Linked DNA regions of Homo sapiens: region 1 is linked to region 2. Evidence: chromatin contacts called from ENCODE Hi-C or POLR2A ChIA-PET data. All regions are on one chromosome and are shown on one strand. The core of a region is the stretch at or near the end of the contact, and the rest is flanking DNA. Distances in the headings are between cores, read along the strand shown.

Region 1 (3,079 bases), core at 227-2,726, 1.1 Mb after region 2:
TTTTTAAAGTTTTACTTTTTTTCTTGCTCTCCTGCAGTTCACATTCAATACTTTTTTTTTTTTTTTTTGAGACGGAGTCTCATTCTGTCGTCTAGGCTGGAGTGCCGTGGCTTGATCTCGGCTCACTGCAACCTCCACCTCCCAGGTTCAAGTGATCCTCCTGCCTCAGCCACCCCAGTAGCTGGAATTACAGGGGCCCACGACCACACCCAGCTGATTTTGTATTTTTAGTAGAGACAGAGTTTCACCATTTTGGCCAGGCTAGTCCCAAACTCCTGGCCTCAGGTGATCTGCCTGCCTCGGACTCCCAAAGTGCTGGCATTACAGGTGTGAGCCACTGCACCCAGCCTTCAATAAATCTTTTTTAAAAATTTAAAATAATTTTTAGAAATAGAGTCCCGTGGCCAGGTGCAGTGGCTCACGCCTGTAATCCCAGCACTTTGGGAGGCCAAGGTTGGTGGATTACCTGAGGTTAGGAGTTCAAGACCAGCCTGGCCAACATGGTGAAACCCTGTCTCTACTAAAAATACAAAAATTAGCTGGGCGTGGTGGCGGGCGCCTGTAATCCCAGCTACTCGGGAGGCTGAGGCAGGAGAATCGCTTGAACCTAGGAGGCCCAGGTTGCAGTGAGCAGAGATGGCGTCACTGAACTCCAGCCTGGGTGACAAGAGCGAAACTCCGTCTCAAAAAATAAAAAAAGAAAGAAATAGGGTCTCGCTCTGTCACACAGACTGGAGTGCAGTGACACGAACACCGCTCACTGCAGCCTCGACTGCCCAGGCTCAAGCGACCGTCCCACGTCAGCCTCCCGAGTAGCAAGGACTACAGGCACAAAAAAGTTTTTAAATTTTTTGGTACAGAAGGGGTTTCCCTATGATCCCCAGGCTGGTCTCCAATTCCTGGCCTCAAGCGGTCCTCCCGGCTCGGACTCCCAAAGAGCTGGGATCACAGACGTGAACCACGCGCCCGGCCACATTCCCCAATTAATGGTTTTTGGAGAGTGGCCGGTTTGGAACGGGCTAGCGGAGTCGTTCGTTAGTTAGGTCCCTGCAGTGTAGATGGAGGACGGAAACGGCGCTGTGACATAAGCGGGAGGAGGCGGGCTGAGGCAGCGCTGTGACGTAGCAGATGAAAGCCGGGCCCGCGCTGCACTGAGGTACTTCTCTGAGTGACAAGCGGGACAAGTACGCCGTGGGCGGGGCCGGCGGGTCGTGATGTTAGTTCGCGCTGTGTGGAGGCGGGCCGGCGTGGCGCTGTGACGCAGCGGGAGAAGACGGGCTGGGAGGGCGCTGTGCTGAACGCCCCTGCGGTCGCGACAGGCCAGCGCAGGTGGAGGCGGGGCTAGCGAGGCACTGAGGTAAGTACTTCCCTAAGGGGCGGGGAAGAACGAGTGAGACATGGGCGGGGCAGTCGCCTCATGACGTCAGTCTCGCGCGCGGGCGGAGGTGGGCCGGTGCGGCGCTGTCACGTAGGTTCAGTGGGCGGAAGAGGTGGCCCCGGATGCTGCGGCGCCCGCTGGCCGGGCTGGCTGCGGCCGCCCTGGGCCGGGCCCCACCGGACGGTGAGTACGACAAGCGCGATCGCGAGGGTGACTCGGGTCGAGGCGGCAGCGGTCCCTGCGCTTTGCGGTCGCCCAGTCCACGCCGCCTCCGGATCTCCTCCTAGCCGAGACGCCCTGTGCCGCATTCAACTGTGGGCCCTGAGAACGGGGGAGCTCTGGAGGGCGGACGGGCTGGCAACGCAGCGGAGCCCGGGTCCCGGAGGGCGGGGCGCTCCTCAGGAGCTGGGCAGGCCGGCAGTTATCGCAGTGTCGAGCTGCTCCCCGGGCGTATAGGAGCGCTCGGTGTCTTCCCGACACCTGGGCGCGCCGCCAAAGAGAGCAGCTGGGAGTCCCTACCGCTGGCCCGGCGCGGTGTGCGCTCCGGTTCCCACCTCACCCTGCAAGCCTTGGGGTCCTGGGCGGATGGAGCCGGCTATTCCGGGGCTCCCAGGATTCTGCCTACTCCGCGGCACGGCGCAGAGACGGGGACTTGGGGAAACAGCAGGCCTTCCCGACGCATGGGTGTGGCATTTGGGGTTCGGATTCTCCAAAGCCAGAGTCCGGGTTGGGGTTCTTGAAGCTGCCCTGCTGCCATTCTTGAGCGTCGCCTTAGAAGTATGCCCCAGTAAGGACTGGTGTGGGAAGCAGGTGCCTCAAAGTTGATTTTGACCCTGCGTGTGGTGGGCCTCGGTTTCGTCTTTGCATGAAAGAGGTCGGTCCTGAGGCCCCGGGCTGGGTCCTGCTCTGCTGTCTTTGGGCTCATGGCCCCTTCCTGTCTCAGGCTTGCTCTGCTCTTTACCTGGGGTTGCTGTCGAGGACCCTGTGCAAGACTCGGCCGGTTTTTCTTTCTCCCTGATGGACAGACCCAAACATAGCCGCGCAGCATCGTGAAGGGCTGGGGCCTTCACTCCTCTGTGGCTCTGGAAGAGCCCGATTTCCTCAGGAGGTAAAGGAATGTTCCTGTCCCCCCCGGGGAAAGAAAGTGAAAATGAAAGCGCCCTGGCTGCTCCTGGTGTGGTCCCATTTAAAACGAGGTTGCTGAAGGCCAGGATGCGTGCTACCCGGATGTGTGCCCAGAAACCCTGCAGCCAAGAGCAGCCGCCTGGACCACCAGCCTCCCCTTCATCCACCTGGCCCAGCCCAGAGCCCAGGCCCACGTCTGGTGGTTTGTGTCTTACGAGAGGCCAGGCGGGGGCTGAATTCTCTCGGTTCTCAGAAGGTCAAGCCCTCTGTTAGCATCTCCTCGAACAGTGGGCCGGGGGCAAGGTGGTGACTCTGTTCAGTCCTTAGGATGGCTGGAAGCCAGAAGGAGGAGATTATGCCGCCACAGCAGGGAGTGCCTTTCCAGGAAAGCGGCTGCTGGGGCAGCATGGGAGCCCAGTCCAGGGAGCGTTCTGGCAGAGACCATTCCGGAACATGGATCTGCGCCGGCGGCTCCCAGGAGACCTTCCATCTCGGAGCTCCTGTGGAGACCACGTGCCTGGCAGGTCCTTACAGTTGTGGGTTGTGTGGCTTCTTGCCAGGCAGCTGATTGGAGTT
Region 2 (2,960 bases), core at 287-2,786:
AGGGATCAGAGGTGACAGAATCGTGTATTTCTACATTTATCTGCGGAAGATAAAATACAATAAAAAGTGAGAAGTGTTCAAATTCCACCACTAGGAAAAGAAACATCTTGGGTAGAGATGAGTTCGCCTTTTGCTGCTGCTGCTGAAGTGGCTTCAAATGTTAAAGCTCTGGTGCCCAGGGCATGCCCCAAACCAGCAAAACCTGGCTCTGCAAGTGTTTTCTACAGCTCCCCAGGTGACTAGAGCCTATGACCAGTTTGAGGACAGGGCAATAAAGGGAACTCTGATTTCTCTCGCTCTCTCTCTACAAATGTGAGCTTGAGGCCTTTCCACCCTTTACATTACATTACAGACAAGAAACAACATATTTCTTTAAATTAAATCATCTCTCTTATATATGCATCCATCTTTTGTTGAATACAAGAGGCTCCTTTTAAATATATACATTCAGTACTTCTACATTTATGTATTCATTTAAACTCTGTACTGTAGTAAAATATGCATTGTTTTAATTCATAAGGATTTCCTGGCAACAATCAGGTTGATACTCACTGCGTTTGCTGATTAAGAGCTTAGTGAGCCACTCCAGGGACCAATTCTCCCTTCTGGATGCGGAGAAGCCCATGAGCTATTTTAGGACTATAATGAGACTCTACTGTGAAAGCAAAATCTGTCTAATCTTATTCTTATCACTTACATTTGTGTAATCTGTCTATTTAAGCTACCTTTGGGAGTAGGGGTAAAATGTTACTGAAAGCAACTCTAAGTGCATGGAATGAAATCAACGTTAATCTAAGCTGCTACGGAAAGTCTGTCTTTGTTGTTGCTGTTAGGCTGGGGGCGTGGATCTGAGAGTCGTGTCGTCAGAACTCCTGAATCCCTGTCCTGCTACTGCTGCCAGCCCCTGGTGGCTTTCAGGCCGAGCAGGCGAGGTGGAGGGAAGAGATGAAAGTGAGAGGAGGCGAGTGGCAGGGAGCGGAGAGCGAGAGGTCCCAGTGCTGAGGCAGCTCACGGGTCCCAGCTCCCGCGGTCAGTGCTCTCCAGGGAGAGGCTCTTGGTTTTTCGGGGTGAAGCTGGGCTTGGGGGGCTGCTTAGGTTGGAACTGTTGGAAGCTGTGGAATGCCTCGGAGAGTCAGAGTCCTGTAAGGCCCAAAGTAAAACATTAATGAGAAGGAGGGGGAGAAAGGGAGGCAGAAGGGGCTCAGATTACCACCGCCCCCTCCAGCCACCCTGACCAAATAACCCCATGGGGCGGCCTCACTGTCGGTATAAAGCCCCTTCTATGAGCTGAGGAAGAGGCACGGAACATACAAGCTCCGTCCTTTCTGTAGGCCTTTACAGATGATGGTATTTTCACACAAAAGCCAGAAGTCTGAATGCCTCTGGGAAAACTGCAGTTTGCAGCCCGAGTGACTGGCCTAGCTGCCCGCTGGCCAAGAGTGAATGCTGGCCCCTGACCCCGAACCCTGCTGCAGCTGAGGCCAATCCCAAGGTGGTGGGATTGCCTGGGAAGATGCCCTAGTCTTTCTGATACATGACGTCTCCGGAACCCTGCCCACTCACCTCTCCGTCAAAGTCCCTCGCTGGGGCATCACTTCCTTGGTCCATGCCTCCAGAGGACAAAGAGCCCTCTGACGGGGAGGGCATGGGCTGCCGCTTGGCACTGTAGCTTCCTCCAGAGAATTCCCTCTTTAATGCGCTGCCATTCTGTGCGGATGACCCTACAGTACATCATGCAGGCAAAATTTTACATATGCAGAGGGGACAATACTCTAGAAAGCACACAGACTGCTGAGCTGACAGGCCATCCTTTGCAGGCCCCAGACCACTCCTCCCCTGAAGCGCAGTAAGTCCAACTGTAGTACCTTTGCCCTGAGCTCAACCCCGAATCCAGCAATCTCACTCGCTGTTCCTGTCCACCCCAGCCACGGGGACTCCCGGTGAGCGAGCACTCTCTAGGCTGTGCCATCTGCCCCAATGCCCTGCTTGTTAACAATTCCCCAGAATCCCTCAAGTCTCCACCTGCCTGGTGCTGCCTTGCACATCTTTCCCAGCCACTGACGGCTCCCAGCCATCTTTCACACATCTCTTTCATGGCATTTATGAAGTCATGTTATCATCATGTGCCTGTCATTCTCCCAATAGATGAGGTGTCTTTGCCTCTCCAGGGCCTAGCACAGAACATGGCACACGGCAGGCTCAAAACAGATGCGCTAAATGAGGAAGCTCGGTTGTACCATCCCGAGAGAGGCCATGCCACTCAATGAAGAAATATCGCTTATCTTCTAGAAAATTTTCATAAAACCATAAAGAAAACATAAAAGTACTTTTACTTCACAGGGCAAAGAGCCTGAGATGTAAAATAAAAGTGAGGTTTTCTTCAAACTCACTCTCTATTTTGTTCTCAGAGTTGGGGTAGGTAACAGTGGACCAGCAGCATTCACAGGAAGAAAAGGGAAGACCCAGAACACCCTGGGGAATCTCGGGGCTATTGTCAGTACCTATTTAAAGCTCTTAGCATTCCCTACTATGACAAGGTTTTTGCTTAAACATGCCTTCATCGTGCTGAGTTTCAGTATTAGGATGATTGGTCCAAAAGACTGTGTTGAGGTTTTAGCACAACTCTAAGGTACAGGTTGTGCTTGTTTCAACTTTTTGCGGGTTTAACATGTCTCAATTGTTTTTCACATTAAGAATTCAGTGAAAAATGTCAAAAAATGATAGTTTAAAGCAGCACATTTATCTAATGACCACCAAAATACACAAGCGTTCATAAATAAACTGAACAAGAGCCTGCCTGGGCAGACTCTGTCCTTGGTAATCCCCCTTCCACCTCCCTTCCTCAGCTTCTTTGCGAAGCCCCTGGGCTGCAGTCACAGGCTCGCTGGCATTTCCTCGACACTGGAACTGACTGACTGCAGATCAGCAACACTGGTGGTTTACTGTTTAGCGTATGATGG

What was found. A loop is a pair of places that touch in the nucleus more often than their neighbours do. ChIA-PET counts read pairs that join two places held with the same protein, here RNA polymerase II (POLR2A). Pooled maps may share reads with other maps.
Region 1: a pooled map shows a loop between it and region 2 (6-fold over the local background). The contact joins the promoter of GUK1 here to the enhancer-like site in region 2. A Hi-C loop is called at or near these places in 1 of 50 pooled maps. POLR2A ChIA-PET finds 5 or more read pairs at or near these places in 2 of 52 experiments (A673 and MCF 10A).

What each region holds. Positions count from the first base shown.
Region 1 is chr1:228,138,803-228,141,881 of GRCh38, forward strand. GUK1 (guanylate kinase 1) reads left to right here and starts at 1,477. Exons shown (of 8, transcript NM_001159390.2): 1 at 1,477-1,561. The coding sequence starts at 1,501. RefSeq lists enhancers at 1,104-1,153, 1,264-1,493 and a silencer at 1,504-2,063.
Region 2 is chr1:226,993,260-226,996,219 of GRCh38, forward strand. It overlaps CDC42BPA (CDC42 binding protein kinase alpha), which reads right to left. Exons shown (of 37, transcript NM_001394014.1): 36 at 1,564-1,721; 37 at 1-1,140. The coding sequence ends at 1,009. Among named protein-coding and RNA genes, the nearest start is that of COQ8A, 54 kb to the left of the region's middle. RefSeq lists an enhancer at 1-532 and silencers at 95-295, 1,410-1,556. Within about 2 kb of position 1,537, at least 3 of the 41 ENCODE cell types and tissues checked have a DNase peak (open chromatin) inside an H3K27ac peak, as active enhancers do.